Regions from separate parts of the Homo sapiens genome. Here region 2 is linked to region 1. The links are chromatin loops, found by intact Hi-C in ENCODE. Cell type or tissue: PC-9. All regions are shown on one strand. Each heading gives the region's core, and the rest is flanking DNA. Links, peaks and the distances in the headings are about the cores only.

What was found. A loop is a pair of places that touch in the nucleus more often than their neighbours do. Peaks named below come from ENCODE experiments on the same cell type or tissue, not always from the same donor. Only the 100,000 strongest peaks of a DNase experiment are listed, where the experiment ranks them.
Region 2: it touches region 1 in a loop (9-fold over the local background); 3 of 110 quality-filtered maps call a loop at or near these places.

The regions. Positions count from the first base shown.
Region 1 is chr4:174,627,367-174,637,801 of GRCh38, reverse strand. It overlaps LOC105377551 (a long non-coding RNA gene), which reads right to left. Exons shown (of 4, transcript XR_939494.3): 1 at 10,213-10,435; 2 at 7,270-7,389; 3 at 5,937-6,026; 4 at 2,501-3,091. GLRA3 (glycine receptor alpha 3) reads left to right here. Exons shown (of 10, transcript NM_006529.4): 10 at 1-882. Among named protein-coding and RNA genes, the nearest start is that of HPGD, 110 kb to the right of the region's middle. In PC-9, for the core only: a CTCF peak has its summit at 5,478 (motif pointing right); no DNase peak of the experiment used is centred there.
Region 2 is chr4:175,531,269-175,541,703 of GRCh38, reverse strand. No RefSeq gene overlaps it. Among named protein-coding and RNA genes, the nearest start is that of GPM6A-DT, 250 kb to the left of the region's middle. In PC-9, for the core only: a CTCF peak has its summit at 4,625 (motif pointing right); no DNase peak of the experiment used is centred there.

The sequences.
Region 1 (10,435 bases), core at 4,369-6,868:
ATTTAAATTAAATATTTTTAAATTTATTTCAGATATGAAGATATTATATAAAACTCTACAAAGTAATATGAATTTAAAAAAACTAGCAGCAAACCATATTAACCATATTGTGTGTTTTTAGAGTAAAGCTATAACAAAAGTACAGGGGATTAAGTTGTTTTATTTTAATAGCTGCTTTTACTCTGGGGTGGTTTTAGCAATGGCGCCTTTGGGCAACCCCGCTCACATACACAGTATCCAGCCTGGGTGGTTAATACTAGGGAGCTGTGACTTAAATGGCAGGAAAGGATTCAGATGTAAAATTGTACTTGAATATGCTTGAATAATTTTGCACTTCTTCACTTTTTTCTCTATGAATTATTCAATGGTCATTACTTAAATTTGTATTTTAATGTATGATAAATGATAATATGGGGGGGGAAATAGAGTGAAGTACCCTGACATTCTACAGATATAATATGATATGCTATGAAAAACAAAACAAAAAGAAAATGTGCCATATATTTTCCATGTACCATCTTTATATGATATACAGTGACTTCATTATTAGTGAGTCAAGTTGTTTAAAGGACTACCAAAAGAAGTATTGCTATTTTATGGTTTTTATGGTGTAAATTATTTTTCTGTCTTCTTGAGTCTTATGTCTAAGTCTGTCTTCCTTGTCCAGATGCTGTCATATTTTTCCAGGAAATTATACTGAAAACATATTTAAAAATTTATGCACGATTTCATCAACTTGTTTTTCATTATATTATATTTAGTTCAATTTTGCAACTAACAGACTCTCTATCAGAGTCATTAACCTGTGAACAGTATAAAGTATTTAACATGTAACTATAGATAATTTGATCCGAAACAATAAAAATGAACACTTTTCAAGAATATGGATACCTCTTTTGTCTAATTTTTTTAAAGACCAGATTTTACCAAAGAATCATGTTGTCTTCCTGACAAAAGTCATGCTACATTCCTGTTCTCATGGAAACTATTACATCTAGGATTACAAAGTCAGTGATATATCATTCAGAGAAGTCTTAATATATGCATTTCATTATAGGAAAAGCACAATGAGAAGGATGGTGAATGGAACTTTTCTACTAAGGATAGAATGAGAGAAGAAGTATTACTAACTAGAAAAATGATTTGGCATTAGTGTATTTGTAGTTTTTGTTTGTTTGAAAGACTTCTTAAAATCTGTTTATTGAATAAACCACTTTCACTTGACTTACCCATAGAGACTATTTCAAAATGGAATACTGATGTTTTTTTAAACCTATAATTTCATCTTTCTTTTTTCCTCCACAGAGTTAGACTGGAGTTTAGTGATAGAATAGTAGTAAACAAATAGGAATTGTTTTTTTTTTTGAGACGGAGTCTCGCTCTGTCACCCAGGCTGGAGTGTAGTAGTGCGATCTCAGCTCACTGCAACCTCCGCTTCCCGGGTTCAAGCAATTCTCCTGCCTCAGCCTCCCAAGTAGCTGGGGCTACAAGTGCCCGCCACCATGCCCGGCTAATTTTTTGTATTTTTGGTAGAGATGGGGTTTCACCGTGTTAGCCAGGATGGTCTCGATCTCCTGACCTCATGATCCGCCCCCCCTCGGCCTCCAAAAATACTTGGCCTCCAAAAATACGCCCGGCCAAGAAATTTAAGAAAATATTACTATTTGGTGTGTGATAATTAGTCTATCATTTTTAAAGTACCTATAATTTATATGTAATAGTGTTTGACACTTTTATATATTGACTGGCACAAAGTTCAGGAAAAAAACTTAGATTGAAAATTCCTTGCTAAATCAGCATGATGATTTTCTTCAGTAAGCTGGCCTTCACTAATTGCTTATGTGGTTCATATCATGACATCAGCAAAAACTCTGTACTGAAATACTGCCATAGAATCAGTCCAGGTCATCTGTAAGTACAAGTGTTAGCGATATCTATAGGTAATGGATCCCTAAACAAAATGTATAGGAATAAATGTAATGTGACCACACTAAGAATGGAAAGAAGCTTATTGGTAAACTGTGATTAATTAAGTCAATTTATACTACTATGGTTTAAAATACTTTCATTACTCTCATGATATTCATCATTTTCCATATCACTACATTGGTTATTTTTCTTTACATAGTTTATTTCAATATACTCTTGCTGACAGTTGCTTTCTGCCTTGATAAACTGATTTTCTAAATATATTCCTTCTTTGTAATTTTGTGTAATTTGCATTTTTAAATACGCATTCATTGGAATCCTAAATTGAATTAGACCATATTTACTGAACTATACTATAAATATTTAGTTTGTTTTTATGTTTCTTTATATTTGTATATTTGACCCCATGTGTTGTCTTATCAGGTTATCTCTGTTGATGCTCTTTATCCAACATTGTACTGCTCTGACAGTATTTAAAAATTCACTTGGGCAAACTGTTAACTGGAAGCTGGGTTGTGAACAGAAGCTGGCACTGTGAAAGAAAAGCAGAGCTGGACATAAGTTAAAGCAGTGAAGGCAAATTTTATTCAGGAACTATTGCACTGGGGACAGAGAGACCTCAGTATAGAACGGGGCTGCATTCTGAATACCAGGATAAGTGGGGATTTTGGATAAGTGATGGTCAGTGGGTGGAAAATTACTAGAGAGGAAACCTCGAAGGGATTCTGGCTAAACTGACTTAGCAAAATTCTTGCTGAATGCAGCCAGGGTGATAAGATACTGAATGTGGGGGGGATAAGAAATTTGATTAGATATCAAAGATAAGGGATTTTCGTTAAACTGAACCAGCAGAATTCTTGCCTAATTGAACTAACTAGGCCAAGAACAGAACCCAAGTTGGGGCCTAATCAAAAAGGGATCTCAGAGGAGTATGACCAGAGCGTGGTCCAGGAGAGAATCCTATCATCATCTATAGCCCATTCTGTGACATGAGGAATGAATTGTCTGAACACTTGTTCTTCAAACAATGAAGGAATACTAGTTAAAATGCATGTGACATTCACTCACAGTTCTGTAACCTAATGGCTCTTGATCTTCCAAACTGGTCTCTGTTCTTAAGCCGTTACAAAATCTCTATTTTGATGTCAGGTTCCTTTTCTTTCTGGGGGAAAAAAATAACTCTTCTAAATGATCTGTTACAGAAATAAGTATGTTTATAGAGTCTTATTTAAATGACTTCTCCCTCCCCAAAAAGCAAATTCCTACAGATTGACCTTGTTTGAAATACTTATTCTGTGGAAGATCAAGCTTACAGGTATAACATTGAATTTCCTAAGTGGCTAATCAAAGAAAATTGGAATGAAATATAAATCAAAAACAATAAATTTATTAAAATTGCCAAATTATTTGACAGATAATAGAAAATCCAAAAGCACAAATTTATTTTTAATTGCCAGAAAGTTAAAGAAGATTGATAATAAATTATTAGATCCTTTCTAAGAAACACTGCTTTACTCTATCACATTTTATTTGATAAATACCAGAATTGAAGCTGGGTGCTTCCTTTGTTCTCCTCTTTATCATCAGCAAATTTTTTGAGTCGCCACATTATTAGGCCATGAAAACTTCAATGGGTAACAAACAGAAAAGCTTCCTCCACTTTCAGGAGCAAAGCAAAACAGGAAATAATCTGCAGGAACCGTGTGTCATAGACAAGAGTTTTCTTTTATTTTCACTTTAGGTTAGTAATTCTCCTGGGTAATCAATAATCTCTAAGCAAGAATCAGTCTTTTCTAAAGTGATGGAACTTATATTGATGCATTGCATATAGTGGATTGAAATATCCTTCCAACTTAGGTGATTAATTTGTGTTTTTTCCTTCTTGAATGAAAAAGAATATGAGAAACAAATGAACATGTTATGTTATTTGCAATTTACTTTAAATCAAATATATTAGAATCCATTTACTGTTGCGAATTGGTTATATTTGAAATATCTTTTTATATTATCTGTGAACATTAATGAAAATGCTGGGGTAAATGAAAAAAGATGAAATTTCAAGTCACCAAATATACAACTAGGGAAATTATGTTCATATGCCTTATTCACCTAATGGATAATATAATTTCATTTCTGAAAAGAAACTTTAAAAAGTAATATTAATGTGCTAGTATAAGTCATGAGTTGCTTAATGACAGGAATATGTTCTAAGAAATGTGTCATTAGATGATTTGTCATTGTGTAAACACCATAGGGTGTATTTCTATATACCTACATGGGATAGACCACTACATCTAGGCTAGAGTATATGGGATAGTCTGTTGCTTCTAGGCTACAAACCTGTACAGCATGTTACTATACTGAATAGTGCAGACAACTGTAATACGATGGTAAGTATTTGTGTTTCTAAACATATGTAAGCATAGAAAAGGTACAATAAAAATATAGAATAAAAGGTAAAATGCAGTACACCTATATAGGGCATTTAACTTGAAAGGAGCCTGCAGACTGGAAGTTGCCCTGAGTAAGTGGTGAGTGAGTATGAAGTCCTAGGATATTATTACACTACTGTTGACCTTTTTTTTTTTTTTTTTTTTTTTGAGATGGAGTCTCGCTTTGTAGCCCAGGCTAGAGTACAGTGGCGTGATCTCAGATCACTGCAACCTCTGCCTCCCGGGTTCAAGCAATTCTCCTTGCCTCAGCCTCCTGAGTACCTGAGATTACAGGCGCCCACGACCATGCCCAGCTAACTTTTGTATTTTTTAGTAGAGATGGGATTTCACCACATTGGGCAGGCTGGTCTTGAACTCCTGACCTCAGGTGATCCATCTGCTTTGGCCTCCTAACATGCTAGGATTACAGGCATGAGCCACCATGCCCAGCCACACTACTGTAGAGTTTTTAAAGGCTGTACACTTAGGCTACAGTAAGTTTAATTTTTGAAATTTCTTTAATAATAATTAACCTTAGCTTCATAAATTTTTTACTTAATTTTTTACCTTTTAATATGTGTTATATATTGTATTCTTAAGCAACAAAATATAGCAAGTTCACCTGCTGTTATAAGCATGGTAAATCCCTAAGTGATCAAAATGTTTGATGCTTATCACTCAGAAATACAGTTAAAGAGTATAAAAGGTATTTAATGTGCAGTTATCTATTTTAATGTCATTATTTTGTCCTCTACTTCCTAAGTGAGGTGACCTGAACCACTTTGGTGTCTTTACTGATCATTATAACTACTAACCAAGTATATACTGAAAGGTTTTTACTAAATAAGAATATAATTACAGACAGCAACATACTATGTGCTGCATACTTTTAGTTTCAAAAACTCCCCTGAATTATTTAAAGAACAAGTATACATATCCAAAATTGTAATTTTTAAATTTCCTATAAATTTTAGATCATATTCAGTAGGTATCTAAGGTTGTTACATTTTTCAAAGATTATACATTCTTGTATCTTATAAATGCAGCTAGAACATAAGCCACTCTATGCCTAAACCACAAGAGGGCTCCCTCTCATTGGTTTCGGAATTGTAGATGTCATTCAAAAAAAACCATGAGGCTAATTTCATTAATGATTGGGGGCAAGATTTTGGCATAAAAGGGTGTTTTAAATCTTTTTAATACAACAAGTCAATATAAACCTTATACTTTAACAGCTTCATTAAACAGTTTTGTGGCAGAACTTTCTCAAAACCCTTATTTACAAGCAATGAAATGGAGCCTAAGGATATAAGGCAATTTTGTTCGAGGCTACTGATGCTAGTCACTGTTGAAGCCAGAACTATACTCTCCATCAGTCTCTGTTCTTGATCTTCAAATTGTAGTAAGAGGGTTTAGCAACTGTGAGATAAATGCTAATATCTTCCTGTGGAGACAATTTTACTATAAAGTTTGAAAGAAATACATACTAAAAATGTAAAATTAGAATGAGTATAAAATCTGAAACAGAAACAGAAAAAAAATTCAGTGTTACAGAAGAGAATATGCCATAGATACCTGTTTTGTCTTCCAATTACTTTCCAATTTCACTAAGGCTTCTTGGTGGAAATGTTTAACCATCGCTGGAAACCATGCTGCTCTCTTGAGCTAATTTAAGAAATAGAAAGACAGGGTACTGATGAGTATGTATATTAATTTCGAAGTCAAGAAAGCATGTGCAAGGGTCTCATTAGCATTTAGATCCCTAACATGAAGTTCCTGTTCCACTTCTCTGTGCTTCATTTGAAGTCAATGTACTCTTCCACACAGTTGACTGAATGCCAAAATGTTGGATATGCTAAATGTAGACACAACTTTACATGCAAAAAGAAGATGAAGAGACAAAGAGAATTCTCGCTTAGTTCTCCATTATTATAGCATATAAGAAACCTCTACCTTAAAATACTAAAACAACTGGTTTATTTGATTGAGTTAACCAGCCATTAATAGTATAAAGATTTAGCACCATGGTATCACATATATAAGAGATAGAATCTATGGAATATCAAAATATGTTGTCAAGATGGCCACGTTTTAGTTACAATTATATGTCATGTTCTTTGCCTTATTTCAACGTGTGACTTAAAATCTATACCTTCAAAGTAACAATAGTGTCTTAATTGCAATGTTTAAACCACAAAGCAAATATTTGTTAATTTAGGTGTGTTCTTTGACTGTTACTTTCTGGCTTTCAACATATGGCTAAATTTCATTCTTAATATCAATTTCTACTTAATAGTGAAAATATAAATATTTCAATTAGACATTAAAAACTTTTATCTCATGCATGAAACTAATTTTGAAAAGCATTTGGATAAGATTCCTTGATTCATCTCTCCTTTATGTCTTTCTGAAGAAAAATAAAATATACTGTAAATCAACATCTTAGGCACATGGTAAAATTATAATTTAGGAATACAAAATATAAATAATATGACCCTCCAATTTCAGAATAATCTAAAAACATAGGAATTGGCATCCCTAAAAACCATGCTAATCTTCTAGAATTGTAATACAGAAAAGCACATTTTGGAAAAAGAAAGGGAACATGAAATTATTTGAACTAGGCTAACCTTTAAAAGTTAATTTGGCCAGCACAGTGGCTCACGCCTGTAATCTTAACACTTAGAAAGGCTGAGGCAGGCGGATGGAGTGAGCCCTGGAGTTCAAGAGCACCTTGGGCAACATGGCAAAACCCCGTCTCTAATTAAATAAATATAATACATAAATAAATACGTAACAATTTTTAAAAAGTTAATTTGGGTGCCTCTTTGTTCTTCATTATTCTCCTTTGTTTTTTCCTAAGTACATGTTTATTGTTTAATAAATTTATGATATTTTTATTGCTTACTGGAGGTTTGGTATAAAGGTTGAAGCCATGAGTTTACTTTCAATTTCTGTGTATTCATTAATAATAAAATTTACTTAAAATGTTGCAGCTTATAAACTTTTTGGCAGTCATTTTCAAAACCTGAAAAACAAACACATAAATCAAATGATAGTCATGGTTGAAACAATCAGAAGGGTTTTCAATGAATAAAATAATTTTTGTGTCACTCTTTCTGACAAGTTAGAAACTATTGCAATAGACCAGGCACAGTGACTCACACCTGTAATCCCAGCACTTTGAGAGGCAGAAGCGGGTGGACCACTTGAGGTCAGAAGCTCAAGACCAGCCTGGCCAACATGGTGAAACCTTGTCTCTACAAAAAATACAAAAATTAGCTGGGTGTGGTGGCACAGTCCTGTAGTCCCAGCTACTTGGGAGCCTGAGGCACAAGAATCACTTGAACCCTTGAACCCAGGAGGCGGAGGTTGCAGTGAGCCAAGATTGCACCACCACACTCCAGCCTGGGAGATGAAGTGAGACTCTGTCTCAAAAAAATAAATAAATAAAAACAAACTCTTACAATAAAGTCAACAAGTCAGAAGTTTAATTGAAATATTTCAAGATAAATATATTGTCTTTGCTTCTTCCAAATTTATGCTTGCCCTAGGTCATCACAGGTTTTAAAATTTAGGAGATTAATTAGGTTCAAGGTCCCTGCTCAGTATGTTCAGTAGAGCCAGAGGGACACCTGTGAGGGGAAGAACAATACCACATTAAATTACACAATCGGGGCATTGAAAAGCATTCTAAACCTTGGGGGTGGATTCATAGTAGTCCAGTTACCTAGAAGTCATGTTAGTTTTCTATAGTCATCTCTAGTGAGGAATAAACAAAAACAAAAACAAAAAACAGAGTGCTTGAGGCCAAAATGGTATGCATTTTCCTTTCTTAGAAATGCTGGAAGTCATAGCCTCTCGCCTAGTATTAACCTGATTTAGTCACCGAGACCTTTACCCAGTCATAGTGAATGTGACTCCATGCTTGAAACCATGAGTAAGCTGTTCCTCATACAACAAGATGGATAGTTTTTACAGTCTTTCCATTAATGGGGTGAGTTAAAGTTTAGTAATGAGGATCAAGATCAACAGAAGACTTACACACATTCTAATTCATGTCTCTAATACCACATGACTGTAATTGCTGTATATACATGCCACCACTAAAACTGCAATCCCTAGAGTAAGGACCATTTATTATTTATTTTTGAAACCTCAAGCACTTGTCTAGTAAGTAATCAGTAGTATGTGGTCGTCTAATAAATGAATCAATGAAATATAGCCAGTTATCAAATGTTGGTTATAGTGGAAATTGAGACATACAATGGATTGTCAGGGTGACTGTAGCCTAGATTATTTAATCATTTTCTTAAGAAAATTAAATATAACTATTCTGACTGGATATAAGTATCAATTCTATTTATGGCTTATTTGTCTTGTGCCTGTGTCCTTCCACATTACAGGGAGTTATATTACCTTTCAAAACAGATACAATAATGCATTGCAGTGCACCACACCTCTCACATTGAGAATTTATGGACTTACACATGCCTTGAAGTCGGAAAGTTGAGAGTAAAAAAGAATCTGAATGACAATATAACCACAATTTTTTTATAGTACATTTCATGTGGTTAAAAAGATTATTTAAAAATACAAAATGGTCTTTTATTTGTCCCAGAAAGTGTTATTATTACAAGGCAAATTTTTACTCTGATCTCTAATACGTTAATCACATGTTCCCAAAATTATCACCACTCAAATTTGCAATTATCCAGATGATTTATTATGATTTAGTCTAAATATTATTATCAATCCAGATGATGTATTATGATTTAGTCTAAATATTATTGTCATGACAATTGCTGAGTTTGTTTTACTGTTTGGTGTTCCCCCAAATTCCCTCCAACTCTATCACGCCAGATTTTTTAACCTGGCGAAGCCATTTCGAATCAATGTGATCCTCTGATTTTTTGCTCTCTCACTCCAAAGAAAACCAGAAGAATTTTCTCCAAGCAATTCTGCCTAGTTTTTTTGTGAGGCTCGGATGTATTTATAAACATAACAGGAATGGAAGCTGCCAGCAGCACTGTGCTAAATGGGCTCAGCATACACGCCAACCATGGGGACGTGTAAAAAGCAAGTCAGTGAAAGATTTACTAACATTTGCAATGTGTTTCCTTGGTAACGAGTTCACACTTCAGGGGATAACTTTGAAAGCCACCTGAAACATTTTGAACATTTTAATCCTTTTACACCAATGAATTACAATAGAATATGTGCAACTTTGAATTTTAACAATCATTGTCCCAGTGGGGCTAGTGGGTAAATATCAAAAACATCTGCGGTAGATTCTGGGATCTTGGCAAATTACATCAAGATTCAATCATTGAAACAAAAATGGGAAGGTAAATCATATTCAAAATATGCTTGTCAGTAATGAGTGTGAATATAATACTTTGTATATGGTGTTTATCACACTTTTATACATTGAGGAGGCAGAATGAGGTCAACCAGATGTTGCATACGGGTTTCAAGTATCCACGTTTTCAACCTTTTCACACAATTTTACGTAGTAAAACAACCTAAAGAAAATGAAAAAAAAAAAAGTGTATCCAAACCAATAGAGATTTACACATAGCAAAGGTGAGAATGACATTGAAAACTTTCTCAGTGATATTATATAACAACGTAAGTCATCTTGCAGAAGAATTACTGTAGTATCTGGAGGCTAACTGTATTATGTCAATTCACCCCTATGATTCAGAACTTATGGCATATAAAAGATATGTTAATATTGCACATATCCCTTTGGAAATCACTGCGATTCATGATGATGTCACTGTATACAATAATATGTGCTTCTACAGTGATTGATGGTTCTAGAAAGATTTCAAAGAACAGTTAGTACCTGTTGATGTAACTGGTGACAAGGTAACCAATAATATTGTCACCTCATCATCCTATAGTATTTGTAGTCCTCTAGCTGTAGATAGTTGTGATGATGTGTATTCAAGACTGAATAGGACACCTATCCTCAAGAAAAATGAAATTAGGAGACAAAAGATGAGTATTGGATTATAAAATCATATCCATATAAATGTAATTACTGAGAACACAAAGGGAATTCTACC
Region 2 (10,435 bases), core at 3,566-6,065, 900 kb before region 1:
TTCAAGACTACACAGAGATGTTGGTGGCGGCGTTGGAAAAAGGCCATTCAAGACTATACAAAGATGTTAGTGAGGAAAAGCCCCAACATACCAAAACCAAGCAATTTTATTTGTTCTTTTAGCATCATTGTCTTAATGAAGAAACATGGAATCCCTGTGATAGTGACAGGAGGCAGAGAAATTCTAGGCAGACCGAGGTGAGTCCCTGGCAAAACCTTACCTTTGAGCCAAAAAGCCTGGAATCTGTGGCCCAAAGTGAGAACTTCCATCTCTGTGTGCCTGCTCTCTCCCAATTGGTTCTTTGTGAATAATGTCTTTTTACCAATCGAATGTTGCCTTTTCCAAGATTACCTATGGCCTACTCTGCTCCCTATCCTGTGCCTATGAAGACCCCTGACTCAGCCGGTGGAGAGGAAAAGTAGATGGATGCTGGAAAGAGGCAACTTGACTTCAGAAGAGAGAGGCAGAGAAGTGGCCTGACTTCAGGGGAGAGTGACCTGCCCTCCCCATCCCCTTTCTAGCTCCCCTCTTCCCTGAGAGCCACTTTCATTGCTTAGTAAAATTCTCCACATTCACCATCCTTCAGTTTGTCATGACCTGATTCCTCTTGGACACTGAACAAGAATTCGGGAAACACCAAGTGCAGATACCCAAAAAGGCTGTCACACTGGCCCTTTGCCCTTGCTGGCAGAAGATAGCTGCCCCACGCGATGAGGCAAAGGGCCCACTGAGCTAATAACATGCTGCTGTCTGCATGACGGTGGAGCTAAGAGAGCCTTGTAGCATGCTCTCTGGGGCATTGTGGTCACAGGCACCCCCACCTGGACGCTGCCACAGGGCCTGCACAGTTTGCTCCTGCTGGGGCTAAAGCAGCCTGCCGGTTCCTACACTCACTCATTTTGGTTCACACACTCATTCTCTCGCTCACTCCCTCCTGCAAGGGGTTGAGTGGGGTGGGCTGAGTAAATAGCTCCCCTGCCACTAGTCCCACGAAGGGGTCAGAAAAATATCCTGCATCTCCTAGACTGTATCCATTCATGAGACTAGTATATAAAATGTAAGCAACAATTCTACAAATATGAAACTTTAGAAGAAAATAATTAAAACAAATGAATAGTATGGACAAATTTCTAATTTTTTTTGATTTATTATTTATTACAAAGCTTTATTTCTAGATAGACCCCAAACACACACACACAGACACACGGACACACACACACACACACACTCTTGGGTCACATATAAGTTTACAAGTTTGAATGGAAAATTACCTGAAGAAATTCCATTCTTATGACTCTGTTATATTGATATGACTCACTAGCTAAAGACATTCTATATATGTCAGGATATTCCCTATCAGCATCTGGAAAGATCTACATCTGTTTGACATAGAAGAAATGATTATCATTTTCTTGTTTAAACAGTGTGGCAATTAGAGAAAAAAAAAAGTTTTCTTTTCAAAGTTTTTGATCTAGACAGGTGTACATATCAGGTAATTAAAATTTCAGCTAAAGATTCCCTTTAGATAAGCAAACTTAGGTGATGAAGACATTTTAAAAATGATTCATTCCCTTTTTACAGCCGCTCTTTGTAAGTTCAATGATAAATTTCCGTGTTATGTAATCTTCCTTAAATTAAAACTCTTAATAACAATAAAAACTACTGCAATTATTGGTCACTCACTAAAAGCCACATTTTATTTTAGGTTCTATCCGTATTCTATGGTGAACTGTGGCATATTTAAAAGAGTTTTTAAAGTTTGAGGATTTTAAAAAATTTAATAGAATAACTCAATATAAATTAAATATAACTTCAAAGAAACAGATTGGTTTAAATTACTGAAATTGATAGGAACTTCGTTAACCAGATTCAGTCTTTATTGAATCCTTATTTTGTTTTGATTGAACTGGATTAGTAAGAGAAAGAGAGATGGTCCAAATCAAACAGAAACCAAGGGTTCATTTCAAAATACCATTTCTAGAGCTGTGTATAAATACCAATTTATTTACTTAACCTTTGGCATTTATGTCTATCCTCCTATTACATAACTGGCGTGCACCATTGTAAATGTGATGCTGTTTAAGAGTTTTTCCATTTAAATTGGAAATTTAAAGTCAAGTCTTCAGGGAACATTTGAGTGTTTCAAGCACTGATGACTTTTATTGCAGCTTTATCTTTGCCCAGTCTTTGAAAATTTTTTTCTCTATTCTATTTAGTATAAACAAGATCCACTTTGTGTCAGCACTCTGGAGATACAGATGAGTTAATGTAATTTTTCTACTTTAAGGTAAATGAAGTTAGAATTGTCTACTTTACTGTGAAAAATTCCAGTTTATCCATTTTCAAGCTCCTCTAAACCATCTAATCCCATTAATTAGAGTACTAAATCCTACATTCTTATGCTCAAGAATTTTGGAAAACATTTTAAACCTTTTTATTTTTAGTTTAACACTTTCCACCCCCACCCCCCACACCCCAACTGCTCAGTTAATCCTAAATTCCCCAGGCTCCACAGAGTAAATACAGTAATTTGTGGGATTTGTGGCTCTTTCAAATATCAGGTGAATTAAAAATATATATTTAAAAATCAAGCAAATTAAGTGAAAGTTCCTTAGAGGATATTTTGAGCACTTGATGACATGCCTTGGAGCCATGAAAGATATTGTGGTAGGGCAAAACGACTTCGAATGTAATATTCAGTTTTATTTTTCTCAGACTCAGCATTTCATTTGTTAAATGATCGTGATATCTGGAGAATCAAAACATGGTTGTTCCCTAGAAGCCCAAGACTTCCAAGTGGAATATAGGAACTGGTTCCTTTTAAATGCCCTCTTTGTTCCCCTCAACAAACAATTTATAAGCAATAGGATGGTGGTCTTCTGGCCAAAGCTTTACCAGAAAGCTCACTGAATCCTGGAATTCTTGAAAAATACATGTATTGCTTAAATACATTTAAGCCTCTAGAAGTTTATGGATGCTGAGTAGCTTGTCTGAGGTCTCCTGTTTGCACCATGACTGGCATCCATCTCTGAACTGTCTCCAAGCTGGGAAACCAATGGTGTTTCCCTCTCCTTTTGAATCAGGATAGCAGCCTTTAGAAAATTGCCCGCGTTTGAATCCTAGAACTGCCACTTACTAGCTCTGCAACCCTGGGTGAGATACTTAATCAATGACGCAGTTGTCCCACCTATAAAATGGGGATAGTATCTACCACATACATACAGGCTTTTGAAGTGAAATTGTAGTTAAATCATGTAAAGCACTCAGAACACTGCGTTTTATGCAGTAAGTTTTCCATAGGTGCTAGCTATAATTACTCATTTCATCCTTTATTATTTTAATTTGTTTTCCTAACCAGCTGGCTCCACCAAGGATTTGAGGTAGTTTACAATAAAGTCATAGATCTAATGGACAAAGAGAAAAATTCAAAACTAAAAGGATGAGGAGATGTTTTTTCTCAGGGAATGGTTCTGAGAAGCATTCATATGATTTTGATCAGAAGCAGTATCATAAGACAAGTGGATCTCGACAAACATGGGAAAATCTACATGACTCTCACTTATCCCCAGCTACTTCTAGATACAAAATATAATGACTAGTTTTCAAAACGTCCTATTTATTTTAACACTTCCTGTGAGAAAATGATGGCTTTTAATAGGTCTCCTAAATAATGATTTGGCATATAAAAATGCCTTAAATCCAGACTGAGAAATTAATGAGGTCATGAAAAAACAGTGTCTTTCTCTTTAGTCTTTTAGTATTTTGAGTAAATATGATGGGACCTTCGGTATTTATGACAGACGACACAACTGTTTGAAGAAAAGTTAATGATTATGGGCACGGTGGCTCATGCCTGTAATCTTAGCACTTTGGTAGGCCATGGTGAGCGGATCACTTGAGGTCAGGAGTTTGAGACCAACCTGGCCAACATGGTGAAACCCCGTCTCTACTAAAAAACAAACAAACAAGAAAACAAAACAAAACAAAAACTAGCCAGGTGTGGTGGCACATGCCTGTAGTTCCAGCTACTTGGGAGGCCAAGGCAGGAGAGTTGCTTGAACCTGGGAGGCAGAGATTGCAGTTAGCCAAGATCATGCCACTGTACTCCAGCCTGGGTGACAAATCAAGAGTCCAACTCAAAAAAAAAAGAAAAAAAAGATTACATTTTTCCCTTTTGCTGTATGTTTTTGAGTCTTGATCAAAGGACTATGACTTAGAAATTATTTTTTTTGGGTGCTTCAGGTACGAGCATTGTGATAATGGTTTCTATTAGCTGAATCATAAAGCTGTAGGAAGTACTCGGGTTGTCAGTTTATCCAATTTACCAATATACATTTATACTAAATAATGGATACATTACTAGAAACTAAAATGCTCATTTGTAATTTGTTGTTACGATTTTATTTTAGATGGTTAGTTTTGAATCACATTAAATGTTACTTTTATAGGAAAAAGAAACCAGAGCTATTGAAATCAATTTTATTTTTAAATCTAATTTCATTAGCATACAAACTGAATATGTATGTTCAATTTTATTATATATTTATAATTCTTTTATCTAATGCTGTGTATTCATCTAGAAAGGCTACAACTTCGTATCAAGCCTCGGAAACTCAAAATTGTCAAAAATGGAAGAAGGTTTTTAGCCACAAGGTGTCGTTGTTTGTCTTTTCTTTAGTGAGGTAACTGTGGCAACTTAGGTTCTCTAAAGGCTTATTGAATTAGGAAGCAGAATTTCTTTTACGGACAATAACTTAGGTTGTTGTCTTAACTCCTCTCATTCCATATATGATACAATTTCCAAAATTGTTTGCCAATTCTGTGTTTAATGAGCACAAGAGTCTAAAATAATACATGTTCTATGATGAGCTGCTTTATGGTTTAAAGTTTTTAAAATTTGAGATTTTTTTCCTCAGACATTTAATAAAATGATTTAATATGAATTAAACATAACTTCATAAAAAAACCAAATTGGTTTGATTTATTAAAATCAAACAGGGACTTCGTTAACCAGATTCATTTCTTTTTGAATCTTTATTTTGATGAAATTGTAAAGAAAAAAATTATAACAAATCAAATGGCATCAAGGTTTCACTTCAAAATGCCATTTCTAGAGATTTGTATAAACATATTTTCTCCTCAACCTTTGGCATTTATCTCTAGACCTTGTAGTACATAGCTGGTTCTCAGTATTGCAAACAGGGAGCTCCTCAGTTAGAAAGAGTATCTTAATAATTATGGCTACACAAAAGTTAATCAAAACATTTATACTCATAAAAAATTCCACAATGTCCTAGATTATTTCTTAATGTCTGATATTTTGGTTATCTGAGGAAATTTCAATGTAGATATATTGACCCAACCTTGATGTAAAGTAAAATAAGAAGTATTGGAGGTTTTGTTAAAATTCTAAAATCAGCTTATTTTCCATTAACAAAAAAGAGAACATCAATATCCAAGTATATTTATATAAATTGTAATATAATGGAAAAAATTTTAATAGCATATTTCCCAAGTACTGGACTTGTTAAATATGTCCAAACCAGCTACTTCTAAACTATATTACATAGAAAAATCATGTTATGGGTTGAACTGTGTCCCGCTAAATTTTATATGTTGAAGTGCTTACCACTAGTACCTCAGAAAGTGACCTTATTTAGAAATAGGGCTGTTATAGTTTGAAGTCAGGTAGCGTGATGACTCCAGCTTTGTTCTTTTGGCTTAGGATTGACTTGGCGATGCAGGCTCTTTTTGGGTTCCATATGAACTTTAAAGTAGTTTTTTCCAATTCTGTGAAGAAAGTCATTGGTAGCTTGATGGGGATGGCATTGAATCTATAAATTACCTTGGGCAGTATGGCCATTTTCATGATATTGATTCTTCCTACCCATGAACATGGAATGTTCTTCCATTTGTTTGTATCCTCTTTTATTTCCTTGAGCAGTGGTTTGTAGTTCTCCTTGAAGAGGTCCTTCACATCCCTTGTAAATTGGATTCCTAGGTATTTTATTCTCTTTGTAGCAGTTGTGAATGGGAGTTCACTCATGATTTGGCTCGCTGTTTGTCTGTTATTGGTGTATAAGAATGCTTGTGATTTTTGTACATTAATTTTGTATCCTGAGACTTTGCTGAATTTGCTTATCAGCTTAAGGAGATTTTGGGCTGAGACAATGGGATTTTCTAGATATACAATCATGTCATCTGCAAACAGGGACAATTTGACTTCCTCTTTTCCTAATTGAATACCCTTTATTTCCTTCTCCTGCCTGATTGCCCTGGCCAGAACTTCCAACACTACGTTGAATAGGAGTGGTGAGAGAGGGCATCCCTGTCTTGTGCCAGTTTTCAAAGGGAATGCTTCCAGTTTTTGCCCATTCAGTATGATATTGGCTGTGGGTTTGTCATAGATAGCTCTTATTATTTTGAGATACGTCCCATCAATACCTAATTTATTGAGAGTTTTTAGCATGAAGCGTTGTTGAATTTTGTCAAAGGCCTTTTCTGCATCTATTGAGATAATCATGTGGTTTTTGTCTTTGGTTCTGTTTATATGCTGGATTACATTTATTGATTTGCGTATATTGAACCAGCCTTGCATCCCAGGGATGAAGCCCACTTGATCATGGTGGATAAGCTTTTTGATATGTTGCTGGATTCGGTTTGCCAGTATTTTATTGAGGATTTTTGCATTAATGTTCATCAAGCATATTGGTCTAAAATTCTCTTTTTTGGTTGTGTCTCTGCCCAGCTTTGGTATCAGGATGATGCTGGCCTCATACAATGAGTTAGGGAGGATTCCCTCTTTTTCTATTGATTGGAATAGTTTCAGAAGGAATGGTACCAGTTCTTCCTTGTACCTCTGGTAGAATTCAGCTGTGAATCCATCTGGTCCTGGACTCTTTTTGGTTGGTAAGCTATTGATTATTGCCACAATTTCAGAGCCTGTTATTGGTCTATTCAGAGATTCAACTTCTTCCTGGTTTAGTCTTGGTTTAGTTAGTGTCGAGGAATTTATCCATTTCTTCTAGATTTTCTAGTTTATTTGTGTAGAGGTGTTTGCATTCTCTGAGGGTAGTTTGTATTTCTGTGGGATCGGTGGTGATATCCCCTTTATCATTTTTTATTGCATCTATTTGATACTTCTGTGTTTTCTTCTTTATTAGTCTTGCTAGCGGTCTATCAATTTTGTTGATCCTTTCAAAAAACCAGCTCCTGGATTCATTAATTTTTTGAAGGGTTTTTTGTGTCTCTATTTCCTTCAGTTCTGCTCTGATTTTAGTTATTTCTTGCCTTCTGCTAGCTTTTGAATGTGTTTGCTCTTGCTTTTCTAGTTCTTTTAATTGTGATGTTAGGGTGTCAATTTTGGATCTTTCCTGCTTTCTCTTGTGGGCATTTAGTGCTATAAATTTCCCTCTACACACTGCTTTGAATGTGTCCTAGAGATTCTGGTATGTTGTGTCTTTGTTCTCATTGGTTTCAAAGAACATCTTTATTTCTGCCTTCATTTCGTTATGTACCCAGTAGTTATTCAGGAGCAGGTTGTTCAGCTTCCGTGCTATTGAGCGGTTTTGAGTGAGTTTCTTAATCCTGAGTTCTAGTTTGATTGCATTGTGGTCTGAGAGACAGTTTCTTATAATTTCTGATCTTTTACATTTGCTGAGGAGAGCTTTACTTCCAATTATGTAACCAAAACAGCATGGTACTGGTACCAAAACAGAGATATAGATCAATGGAACAGAACAGAGCACTCGGAAATAATGCCGCATATCTACAACTATCTGATCTTTGACAAACCTGAGAAAAACAAGCAATGGGGAAAGGATTCCCTATTTAATAAATGGTGCTGGGGAAACTGGCTAGCCGTATGTAGAAAGCTGAAACTGGATCCCTTCCTTACACCTTATACAAAAATTAATTCAAGATGGATTAAAGACTTAAATGGTAGACCTAAAACCATAAAAACCCTAGAAGAAAACCTAGGCATTACCATTCAGGACATAGGCATGGGCAAGGACTTCATGTCTAAAACACCAAAAGCAAAAGCCAAAATTGACAAATGGGATCTAATTAAACTCAAGAGCTTCTGCACAGCTAAAGAAACTACCATCAGAGTGAACAGGCAACCTACAAAATGGGAGAAAATTTTCGCAACCTACTCATCTGACAAAGGGCTAATATCCAGAATCTACAATGAACTCAAACAAATTTACAAGAAAAAAACAAACAACCCCATCAAAAAGTGGGCGAAGGACATGAACAGACACTTCTCAAAAGAATACATTTATGCGGCCGAAAAACACATGAAAAAATGCTCACCATCACTGACCATCAGAGAAATGCAAATCAAAACCACAATGAGATACCATCTCACACAAGTTAGAATGGCAATCATTAAAAAGTCAGGAAACAACAGGTGCTGGAGAGGATGTGGAGAAATAGGAACAGTTTTACACTGTTGATGGGACTGTAAACTAGTTCAACCCTTGTGGAAGTCAGTGTGGCGATTCCTCAAGGATCTAGAACTAGAAATACCATTTGACTCAGCCATCCCATTACTGGGTATATACCCAAAGGACCATAAATCATGCTGCTATAAAGACACATGCACACGTATGTTTATTGTGGCACTATTCAAAATAGCAAAGACTTGGAACCAACCCAAATGTCCAACAATGATAGACTGGATTAAGAAAATGTGGCACATATACACCATGGAATACTATGCAGCCATAAAAAATGATGAGTTCATGTCCTTTGTAGGGACATGGATGAAATTAGAAATCATCATTCTCAGTAAACTATCGCAAGAACAAAAAACCAAACACTGCATATTCTCACTCATAGGTGGGAATTGAACAATGAGAACACACGGACACAGGAAGGGGAACATCACACTCTGGGGACTGTTGTGGGGTGGGGGGATGGGGGAGGGATAGCTTTAGGAGATATACCTAATGCTAAATGATGAGTTAATGGGTGCAGCACACCAGCATGGCACATGTATACATATGTAACTAACCTGCACGTTGTGCACATGTACCCTAAAACCTAAAGTATAATAATAATAAAATAGAATAAAATAAAATAATTTCTAGTAACAATAAAAAAAAGAAATAGGGCTGTTAGGGGGACACTTAAGATGAGGTCATGCTGGACCTTCTTCCCTATCCAACATGGCTGCTGTCCTTCTATAAAGGGGGAATTTTGGACAGACACACTGGGAGAATACTAAGAATGGATGAAAGCAGACCTTGAGTGATGCATTGCAAGCCAAAGAACGCAATTCCAGAAAACCACCAGAAGCTATAAAAAAGACATGGAACAGATTCTTCCTCGCAGCCTCAGAAGCAGTCAACCCTGCTGACACCTTGATATTGGACTTCCAGCCTCCAATACTGTAAGACAAAAAATTTCTGTTGTTTAAGCCACTCAGTTTGTAGTACTTTATTACAGCAGCCCTAGAAAACTAATACAACTAGAAACTAGGAGTTAATAGGTATGTCATAGGATTTTTTTTTTTAAGCTAGTTACTGCCTCTTTCTTAAAACTTCCTTCTTTACTTTTCTTTTGACACGACCTAATTTTATTTTTTTCTCAGTTACCTTTGCTGAATCTTCTTTGTCTTCCTGACCCCTAAACAAGGTAATGTCCCAGGTTTTTATCCAAGGACCTCTGGTTTGTCTAATAATCACTAAGTATCATATCTGTGAATACTTGCTGCTTCCCAAATGCATATCGTCATAGTGACCCATGGCTAATTCCACGTTTCTATGTATATTGATTTACCTAATATTAGCATGTCAACAGGCATCTCAAGCTTCACTCACCTAACACTGAGTTTCGGATCTGCAAACCAATTGCAGTTGATGTCATCTCCATCTCCTTGATTGGGCAAAACGCTTAAGAGACATCTTTGATGCTTCTGTCTCTTATCTACTTTCAGTTAATTGGAACATTTTGTTACTCTAATATATTTTATTCTTTAAAATACATTAGAAATTCAATCAATTTTTAACACAACTTCCACTACCACCCAAGCTTCTGTTGTTTCTGTGATTCATTTCTTCCTCAAGCTCCTCAGTGTATTTGCACAGCCACAAGAGTGACCTTTCTATAAAAATATTAGATGAGTCACTCTGCTGCTCAAATCCATCCAAAGCTTTCTTATTATATTCAGAATGAAATTCAAAGCCTTTACTGTCTTCTGCAAAGCCAGACTTGATTTACCTCTGATTATCTCTCTGGCCATTTTTTTTTTTTTTTTTTTTTTTTTTTACTATCAAACCCTATTTAGTGACCATGGCCCCTTTTTAGTCCTTTAGCACTGAAGACCTTAGGACTATTCTTTTCCTTCTCCTAGAAATTTGTATGGCTCAAGCCTTCGCTTCATTCAGGGTACCACACAAGTTCAGTTCTCAGAAACCCCATCCCTGAT